2 separate regions of the Homo sapiens genome follow, and region 1 is linked to region 2. A link is an interaction called in ENCODE POLR2A ChIA-PET data of the cell type or tissue named here. Cell type or tissue: GM12878. All regions are shown on one strand. Each heading gives the region's core, and the rest is flanking DNA. Links, peaks and the distances in the headings are about the cores only.

Evidence for each region. Peaks named below come from ENCODE experiments on the same cell type or tissue, not always from the same donor. Only the 100,000 strongest peaks of a DNase experiment are listed, where the experiment ranks them.
Region 1: POLR2A ChIA-PET joins it to region 2 with 6 read pairs; 1 of 35 experiments calls an interaction of 5 or more read pairs at or near these places.

The regions. Positions count from the first base shown.
Region 1 is chr14:59,211,647-59,217,031 of GRCh38, reverse strand. All of the region lies in intron 1 of DAAM1 (dishevelled associated activator of morphogenesis 1), which reads right to left. Among named protein-coding and RNA genes, the nearest start is that of DAAM1, 26 kb to the right of the region's middle. In GM12878, for the core only: no CTCF peak of the experiment used is centred there; a DNase peak (open chromatin) is centred at 2,091; H3K4me3 peaks cover 860 bases; H3K27ac peaks cover 863 bases.
Region 2 is chr14:58,237,112-58,242,496 of GRCh38, reverse strand. TRK-CTT1-1 (tRNA-Lys (anticodon CTT) 1-1) reads left to right here and starts at 2,530; the gene lies at 2,530-2,602. RefSeq lists enhancers at 3,547-3,596, 3,687-3,776, 3,787-3,846. In GM12878, for the core only: no CTCF peak of the experiment used is centred there; DNase peaks (open chromatin) are centred at 2,010, 2,190 and 2,476; H3K4me3 peaks cover 2,114 bases; H3K27ac peaks cover 1,375 bases.

The sequences.
Region 1 (5,385 bases), core at 146-5,145, 970 kb before region 2:
ATCTGTTTTAAAAAACTAAAAACTGCTGGAAACTCCTATATTGGGGTGTTTGGGGAGGTATTGTCTCTCAACTTTCAAGCATCGCTGGGCTACAAACAAGTAAAAAAAAAAAAACTATATAGACATACACATAGTATATACTTAAAATTCAATTCTTTATAGTTCCAATTGAGGTAACTAAGCCAAACACCTTAATTACTACAGAAATCACACAAACGGTTAGTCAACAGGAAACACATCAAGTGTTACTCTAATCTTAAAGAATTCCAATACTTCATGGTGATATGAAATTGACTTTTTTTTTTTTCTTTTGAGACAGAGTCTCGCTCTCTCCCTCAGGCTGGAGTGTAGTGGTGCAATATCAGCTCACTGCAACCTCTGCCTCCCAGTTCAAGCTATTCTCCGGCCTCAGCCTCCCAAATACCTGGGATTACAGGCACATGCCACCACGAGCAACTAGTTTTTGTACTTTTAGTAGAGAAGAGCTTTCACCATGTTGGCCAGGCTGGTCTCGAACTCCTGACTTCCAGTGATTCACCTGCCTCGGCCTCCCAAAGTGCTGGTATTACAGGCATGAGCCACTGCGTCCTGCCTGAAATTGACTCTTGCAATTGATTAAAATCCTTTTTTTGCCTACTCTATGAAATACAGACAATGTGCATGAGTATAATAAACAGGCAGCTGTCCAAAAATATCACACACACACACTCAAAGTCATTTTAATAAAAGCATGATATTGACTTGACAGAAATACAGAAATAACACAGTACATTGAAAAACTGTGCCTGAGACAGGCAGCATTAATGGAGAGGAGGTCAGAATGCAGGGTCCTCTCCTCATGTGAGTAAGGCATTTTAGGGAGGGACCCTGGGAAGTCAGAGGAGGTATGGCTGGACAAGACTCAAGGAAGAGAAAATCAGCTCAAACAGGGCTGGGAGGCCCTGGGGACCTCACCTTCTAGACTCCACCTGTGTGTAGCAAACTCCACCCACAAGAAGAGTGACTGGGTCTGCAAGGTGCATGAATGGAATGGAAATCTACCCTCGCAAACAAGCCTGTCATTCATATGGTCCCGCTCAGCAAGAATAAAAATGAGAGGAACGTGAGAAAGGCTGTCCTAAGAGGCTGACCTCTCATGCTATAGTGTCATTTCAGCAGGCAAATAATCAAATTGCTTACTGTCAATATATGACCCAAAGCAATCAATTGTAGCGAGAAGGCACTTGGAGTTATCAATTTATGTAACAAAAATGACATTCCTTGGTGTTTCCTTCCTTATCTACCTCAACCCCCACCCTAGCCTACTCCCCGCGGCTGTCACACAGGGCAAAGGAGCTGGGATTTTGCCTTTGGCTGGTGTACTGGGACATTTCCAGAGCCACCGGACTTGCCTGCTTACTACTGTGGTGGATTATGAAAGGCCTTGTTATCCTGAGCTCCGACAGGGCAAATGCAAACACTTCGGCCTGGTGCAGGCCTTTAACAAGCCTGCAGCGGCTGCCGCCTGCAGAAAGCATGGTCGGTGGCAAGCTTGCCAACAGCCCAAGCCAGCTGACCAGCATCCAGCCACCACTTCTTTTCCAAACACTGACTGAACAAGCCTTGATTCAGCTCTTATGTTACACTCTGGTGAAGAACAGTGCAGAAGCACCAAGAGAATCATTTGAAAGGAACTATTCTGGGCATACACCAAGCACATGTTCCCATGGAATTGTTAATAACTCAGGGGTCCTTTATATTTGTTTGAACCTTCCATGTCTAGCTGTGGAAAAGACATATTTCTTTTTTCTCTCCAGGGACAATAAAGGCAGGAAAGTAAAACTCCTGGTAATGTCATATCCAGTCAAACAGGAAGGTTTGTAGGCTCAGGGCTGAAAGGTTTCCACAGCTACACTGAGCCAATATGAAAATAATTTATTTCACTTTCATCTGTTTCATTTCCTCCAAAATTATCATTCAGGTCCCTGACTCCCTCATCTATGAAGACAAGAGGAAACATTTTATAAACACAACAGAATACAGTGTTTAAAAAACACATGAGATATGGAGAAACCTGAACTTTCACTCATTGCTGGTGGAAATATAAAATAGTGCAGTCACTTTAGAAAACCATTTGGCATTTCCTCAAATTGTTAAACACCAAGTCTCTATATGACCCAGCAACTCCATACTTAGGTATTTACTCAAGAGAAGTGAAAACGCATGTTCGCACAAATACTTAAACACAAATGTTGACGGCAGCATTATTCATGATAGCTGAAGAGTAGAAACAACCCAAATGTCCATGAATAAAAAAAAATGTGGTATATCTATAAAACAGAATATTATTTTGCAATAAAAAAGAATGAAGTACCAATACATGCCATGACATGGATGAACCTTTGGAAAACATTAAACTAGATGAGAGACGTCAATCAAAAAAGACCACATATTACATGACTTCATTTATATTAAATGTCCAGAACTGGTTGATCCATACAGACAGAAAGCAGATTAGTAGTTGTCTGGGTCAGGGTTGAGGTCGATCTGTCAAACTACATGGGAAGAAACGAAGTTGAAACTATTGCCTAAAGTGAGACATCTGGCTTTTCCACAGTTAACAGAAAAGTATCTCTTCAAATAGGATGACCTTCCTGAGGAGAGCAAGGAAGAAAGAAGCACGTCAGGGGTCTGTGGTAGCAGCCAGGCCTGCCTTGCACCTGCCAACTTGGAAGAATCTAAATGCAAAACATTTAACATCCCTCATAGTGATCCACATGAACTTAAACCAACGTATACAAGAAAGACAAAGAGGTTTCTCATGCCAGGCACAGAACTTAGGTCTACACAGCACCCTTTGCAAACTGTCACCAGACACCTGCTCCAGTTATCTTGAATCAGCTACAGCCCCAATCTTCCAAAGTAAACTGAAGCAAAGATCCTCGGAATCACAGTGAACTTCAAAGGGAAATTTAGCTTTGTGCTAACGCCTCAGATGAAAAAAGGCAGGCCAAATCAAACCAGGTACGTTAAGTGTGATATCTGCCTGATATCTTGGTAGCAAGTTGATTTAATAATGGAAATAGGTGACCACTGCTGAGAAACAAGCTCTGAGGTTGCCCTTTGATAGATGGTGAAATCCAGGAAAGATGGCAGATTCTGCTTGCCCAATGCTTAAAATCAGGACAAGGCAAAGTATGTCACAAACACAACAGGGAAGGGGTCCAGCTCTGGGAGAAAAATAAACTGTCTTCCGACTGCAGCATCAGCTCTTCTGTGTTTTAAAATAAAATTTATAAAAGTAAGCTTCACCTTCCCTCCACCCACCGTAAATAGTGAGAGAAGGCCACACATAGGCAAGACAAGCATTTACATATACGTATACCCTGCAACCCTTTATTTAAGGGCTGAAACAGATTTGAGTCCCCTGGTATTACAATGTAAACAATTTTTCTTTCCATATAAGTATGTGCTGCACTCACAGCTGGTGGTGGTGTCAGTTTACATCCTCCTTTAGTTTTAGGAATAGCAGTGGGTAGAGGGATAGTGGCCTGCAAGTCAGACAATCAGAGTCCTCAACCTGGCTTCAACATTAACTAACAGGATAACCCCAAAATACTCTGGGCATTGCATTTAATCATGTGTGAAACAAGGTGGGATTATCAGTGGTTTTCTCTTTCCTTTTTTTTTTTTTTTTTTTTTTGGTAAGCTGTGAAATCATTTATACAAATGAAATCTCATGGAGAATCTCAATATATATAAGAGCTTAAAGCAGACAGGCTGCTTAAAGCTGGAAGGGATACGGGGGAAGGGAGGGGTCTCCCTTGAGGCATCTTCTGGAATCCTGGGACTCCACGGCACATAATATGAAAACCACTGACAAGTTCCCCTGAATACAAAAAGTCAATTCCACTTTTAGTAAAATACGTCTTTAGAACTTTAACTGAAACCACAGAAGACAAAATGGAAAGACTAACGATTTCTAATCCCTACTCCTGGGGAGGGGGTGGTGTGTGGAATGGGGGGCAGGGGCAGAAGTATTACAAGGGGTCCTTCATTCATAAGCATGTGAATGTCTGATACATATACACATGCCTATTTTTCCAATGAATTTATATGCTGCGATTGATAAAAGTAAAATTCATTTAAAGTGTTAAAGAAATTCAAGGTCATGTGAGAATCTGATTCTTTTTTATTAAAAAGGAACATTCTAAAAGATTGGGAGCCACTGCGACAGAGAAATAAACAATATTCCATCTGAAATAAATGATGTAAATTGATCTCTTAAAAATACTAACAATGGCCTTTAAAAAAAAATTTAAAGATTCTACTACCTACACTGACAAACTAGTTAGATCCCTTGTTTACTAGCTGTGGCTATTAGAATGCTGCTTGGGCAGGATTATGAGGCATGTCCAAGCTGGGTAGGAAAGAATGTCACCTTTGATAAGCATTGTCTAGCATGGCAGTGGAAGGAATAGGAAGTGGGGGAAGAACATGTCTCCTGTATTGGTACTCCAAGCTACGCCAGACAATCATCTTTATCAGGCAATCATCTAAGATATGACAATTAGCAGAGACCTGTGTTCTAACTTGACTCGGACATTATGCTAAAACACTGGAGAGTTTTCAACAGCATAAGCCATAATATGTGCTTCAAAACTTTGACTTAATTACTTATATTTGTTCACCTTGTGACAACTGATAGTATAAGAAATTCTCATTTAATACTATTTAAAAAAACAAACAAACAAGTCTGACTTCAAAAAAGTTTATAACTCCCGACCAGATGACTATACTAAATGAATTATGGCATTATTATGATCACATACTTTGTCATATATTTTTAAGCCTAAATAGTAGAAACATGAGAACCTCAGTAAATGCAAGCCAATAGCAGCTACCAGTCATGGTAAAAATTAATGATGTTTTATCTTAGAAACTATGTATCAAAGTTTTATCCATTTAGAATCAGCCCCATTAAAAAATGAAACCTACATAAAGAAAGTTACAAAATGTGAATCTAGCAATCACATATTTCACTTAAAATAAGAATTAAGGAGGAATGGCTAAATCAGAAAATAAAAGGAGTGTTTTATATTTCTTAAAATTTATCTTTCAGAAGTTCATAAAATAATATGGAACTCATCATTAATGAGAAAAATATGTTTGAATATTTTTAGTCCACAACTTTACTAGTCATAGCAGGGGAGAGGCTGTTTAAAATCATTATTCTGTGTTATATTAAAGATTGTTCACAAGATTTTTTTCAGTGCAAATTCAAGAAATATAGAAAATTAAGATAAAACATCTCATAATCCATTTTACACTGGAGGTGTTATTTATTCATAGAATGTGAGTGAAGTGTCTGATTATTTTACTCAGAAAGGCAACTGACACTCTTGG
Region 2 (5,385 bases), core at 211-5,210:
TGAAGCATTACAATTGATGTTTTTATTCTTGAACAAACCGATAGATAAAAGGACTTGAATGACTTGGAAGACTAGCCACTTAATTTACCTAACCCTCGTTAAAACATTCTAGTTGTAAGTGGTTTTTTTTTTTTTTTTTTGAGACTGAATCTTGCTCTGTCACCCAGGCTGGAGTGCAGTGGCATGATCTCTGCTCACTGCAACCTCTGACCCCCGGGGTTCAAGCGATTCTTCTGCCTCAACTGCCCGCGTAGCTGGGATTACAGGTGTGCACCACCATGCCAGGCTAGTTTTTGTATTTTTAGTAGAGACCGAGTTTCACCATGTTGGCCAGGCTGATCTCACACTCCTGACCTCAGGTGATTCACCCTCCTTGGCCTTCCAAAGTGCTGGGATTACAGGCGTGAGCCACTGCACCTGGCCTCTAGTTGCAGTTCTTTCCTGGGGAGTTCGGATTTAGACCAAGATAGTCCAAGAAAGTGTTGAAGAAAGCTAAAGGTTAATAGTTGCAGAAGGTTTGGCCTTGGAGGTAAACCGTAAGTACTCAAAACTTGTTTAGGTATCAGTTAATCTTTTAATTAACATCATTACTTGTGTGTGATAAACACTATTTGAGTGCCTAGTGCACTCAATATTTATTAATAATTAAGAATTTGGGGGTTCTTTCGGCCGGGCGCGGTGGCTCACGCCTATAATCCCAGCACTTTGGGAGGCCAAGGCAGGCGGATCACCTGATGTCAGGAGTTTGAGACCAGCCTGACCAACATGGTGAAACCCTGTCTCTACTAAAAATACAAAAATTAGCTGGGCGTGGTGTTGCATGCCTGTAGTCCCAGCTACTCCGGAGGCTGAGGCTGAGGCTGAGGCAGGAGAATTGCTTGAACCCGGGAGGCAGAGGTTGCCGTGAGCTGAGATCACGCCACTGCACTCCAGCCCAGCGAGACTCCCTCTCAAAAGAAAAAAGAAAAAAAGGCCAGGCGTGGTGGCCCATGTCTGTAATCCCAGTCCTTTGGGAGTCCTAGGCGGGTGGATCATCTGAGGTCAGGAGTTCAAGACCAGCCTGGCCAACATGGTGAATCCCGTCTCTACAAAAATTAGCCAGACATGATGGCGGGTGCCTGTAGTCCCAGCTACTTGGGAGGCTGAGGCAGGAGAATTGCTTGAACCCGGGAGGCGGAGGTTGTAGTGAGCCTCATGCCACTGCACTCCAGCCTGGGCGACAGAGCAAGACAACTCTAAATGTATACTATTTTATGACATATGTTATTTTTAAATTGAATACCTCAGGAAATGTGATGCCCAATGTTTCTAGCTTCCAAATACTGTGCTTTGGGGATACTATCCTAAGAATTCTTTGTTATTTTCAGGTTTACAAATTGGTCTTTAACTTGCACTGCTAAGTAGTAGTATAAACACCACACCCCTCTCCATTATCACAGAAATTAGAAGAATTTCTTTTTCTTTTTTTTTTTTTTTTTTTGATATGGAGTCTCGCACTGTCGCCCAGGCTGTAGTACAATGGCGTGATATTGGCTCACTGCAACCTCCGCCTCCCGGGTTCAAGCGACTCTTCTGCCTCAGCCTCCCGAGTAGCTGGGATTACAGGTGCCGGCCACCATGATCGGCTAAGTTTTTGTATTTTTAGTAGAGACGGTAGTTGGGGACGGGGGGGTGGGGGTGGGGGGGGGTCACTATTTTGGCCAGGCTGGTCTCGAACTCCTGACCTCGTGATCCACCTGCCTTGGCCTCCCAAAGTGTTGGGATTACAGGCATCCCGCGCCCGGACAGAATTTCTTATCTAGAAAGGTTCACCATCATTTCAGAGTATATGTATTTCCATATGACATTATTCCAGTATCTCCTATGGTAATTTGATTAAAATCGGGTTTCTGACCCTTTGCCTGTTAGAGTTCACATTCTTTACCATTAGATTCAGAGACTATAATTCTTTCCTCCCAGCTCCTGTCACTTGAGGAGAATAATAGCACCCTCCAAACGTCCTATCTCTCATTGTCAGACAATTACGCTAAAGAGACCTTATATTAATTGACTCGAAGCCCCCCTTTTCTGAATTTAACTCTCCTTCATCAGACCATGCTAAAGAAAATAGCTAAGCCCCGCGGTTGTTCAGGGAAACTAACCCCTCAGAGATTGGACTTTGTTTCTAAATGCGGAGCCCAAACATGTAGGAATCCGGAATGCCATTTGATGGAAGTTGGATGGCCTTGATATGTGTTTATGTAAACAAAACATATTGGTTGGTAAATATTTTTAAACACTTTGTTAAAAAGATTCAATGACTCTGTAATGATAAAGATTCGCATAAGTTTTCAATGATCTTTGGATACATATACAAACATTCTTAAATCTAAGTACAATTAAATATTTAGAACGCTCTGAAAAATAATTCTGAAGTGCCGATCTAATAGTACGTTATAAATTTTTTTAGAAAAGAAACTACGCGGAGAATATAAAACCATGTAGTTAAACAGTCCTCAAGAAGTAAAAAAGCAGGCTAACGTAACAGGCGCCCGGCTAGCTCAGTCGGTAGAGCATGGGACTCTTAATCCCAGGGTCGTGGGTTCGAGCCCCACGTTGGGCGCGGGTTGTAACTTTTTTCCTGAAACTTAAACGCTTTCACTAAAGCACTTAAACTACAGAGTTCTCAAGCAGAATTAATTTAAACACTTTCAATATTAACCAGATTCTCCAGTAAAAAGTTAACCTTTTGTAAACGAAACAGGTCACAAACTGTGTTTGCGCAATTGAAATCACACGTCCTCCCCGTGTTCTCCTTAAAACACAGAGGAAACCAAATGCCCACTGTTAAAGACTAGTTTTTTGTGTTACTGTGCATACTTGGATAGTTAGTGGTAGAGGGCAGTTTTAATTGTTATCTTAACAAACCTATGAGCCCCACATTTTGGCTGCTCTTCTAAAATTTAAGAGACCGGATGTAAAAACATTCAGAGGCACCTGAGGACTCCGAAGAAAAAGAACCAATTTATCCTTCTCTGTTTCTCTTCCTCTCTCTCTCTCTCTGTCCTTTTTCCTATTCTCAATATGGAGTCTATCCCTGAAGAAATATATAGTGAAAAATAGTTCTTTTTGTAGTGAGATTTATACCACCAGTGCATACATCAAGTTTTCTTCCATTCTTCTTGGGGATGGATACTAGGAAATTAAGATTCTAGTAAAGGCTCTTTAAAGACGTACAAAACAACTGAGATATGAAAATTAGGATAGGCAATTGGATATGTGAGGGAGGAAAGGTTTCCGCCTTCTCCCCTTTGCACTGAGAACTGTGAAGTCAGCAGAATGTCCTCGCCCACTCGGACCACCACAGCCAGACACATTCCAGGATCTCACCCGCCAGACCACGTAGGCGAACGGTTTATGCTCCTTCCTACCTGAAGCCAACCCTGCCTAAAGCACTGGATCCTGTACCCTCCACGTGTCATCCCCCAGCTCTCTACTAAAGGATCCATTTTTCTCCCTTCTTGATTTTTCCGTTCAACACACAAACATGCTGTTATTTATCTTAAAAACTTCGACCTAGTTTCCTCACAGGCTGCCATTCTATTTCTCTGTTCCCCTGTGTAGCAAAAGCCCATCCCCTTTTGCCTAAGCTCAAGTTTCCCCTCCCTCCCATCTCTTAACCCTGACAATGCCCTTCAGCCATAGACCAAAACAAAACAAAACAACAAACAAAAAAAACCAGAAAACCCCCACACCTGTTGTCAAATACGTTTAGTTTATTACTCATGGCAACAAGGGAGAAGTGTGGGGTGATTCAGTAAGATGGTGATTATAGGATCTTGGCTTTTGTTGGGTAATTTGGGGGAGGGTCTAAGTAAGTAGGGGTTCTGAATTGGGTGCTCTCAGAAAACCAGGGCAATTCTAGGATCTGAAATCTTATCTATAAGGATGGCAGACTAAAGGAGGGATAAAGGTGAAACTGATAAAGTAAGTCACTCGTTTAGCAAGAGGGAGGTTTGGTGTTTTGAGTTGGACAGTAACCAACTTGTCTGAAGTGTATGTTATGTGAAAAACAGAAGAAAAGCATAGTTTGCCGAAAGCGTCATATCAATCTGTAATAGCATTGAGGCTTACTTGTGTTAGATTAGTTCCCAGATGTCAGGCACTTCTTGCTCTTCTCAACCCACCCTAGTCAGGACTTTCCGTCCCTCCCGGCACACCCCACTAGTCTACTAAACTGTACATGAAAAGGTCATCATTCATCTCCACAAAATCGAATTGTTAATTGCAAGTCCTAATTTACTTGGAGTATCAGAAATTTGTTACAAATTTTATCACTCCATGCTGGATCCACATCTCCCCCTTGGCTTCCAGCACACTAACGCTTTCTTGTTTTCTACCCTATCTCACCAGCTACTTCCTTTCTCTCCTATCTCTTCACTTGGGAGTGCTCCATCGATGGGTGAGTCCTTGGTCCCCTTCTCTATCCACACTCATGCACTTGGTGATCTCACAGTTTCAATTGTGATACTTGCTGATGATTCACAACTTTTTTTTTTTTTTTTTTTTTTGAGACGGAGTCTCACTCTGTCGCCCAGGCTGGAGTGCAGTGGCATGATCTTGGCTCACTGCAACTGCCGCCTCCCGGGTTCAAGCAATTCTCCTGTCTCAACCTCCCGAATAGCTAGGACTACAGGCACCCGCCACCACACCCGGCTAATTTTTGTATTTTTAGTAGAGACAGGATTTCACCATATTGGTCAGGCTGGTCTCGAACTCCTGACCTCGAGTGATCCACCTGCCTCGGCCTCCCAAAGTGCTGGGATTACAGGCTTGAGCCACCGTGCCCGGCCGATTCAAAACTTTTAAGACAGCCCAGATCTCTCTCTTAAATATCAAACATCTATATCCATTTGGATGTTTAGTAGATATCTCATACTTAACATGTACAAAAACTAATTCTTGATCTTTGCCCCAAAACTTGTTTCTCCTGTAGTTTTCCTTTTTTTCTCCATTAACGGTAACACCATCCTTCTAGTTGCATGGATGAAAAATATTGGAAACATTATTGATTCCTATCTCTCCAACCCCATTGTGAAAGTGTCTTTCAATATTCCCCTCCCATATTGACTGTGAGCTTGGCCATGTGACTAACTTTGGCTAATAGGACAACAGAAAGCATGATGCAAACAGTGTCTTGAGGAGAACTCACACAATGGAGTTTGGATCCAAGCTGCCAAGTAACAAATCAGTATTCTGAGACCACCATGCTGAGGGAGCCTAAGCCAGCCATGTGGAGAGAAGCATGTGGAAGACAGAGAAGGCATGTGGAGAGCACTGACACTGAGACTTGTAAACAAGGCTGTCCTAGACCTTCCATCCCAGCACACCAATTAAATACAGCCA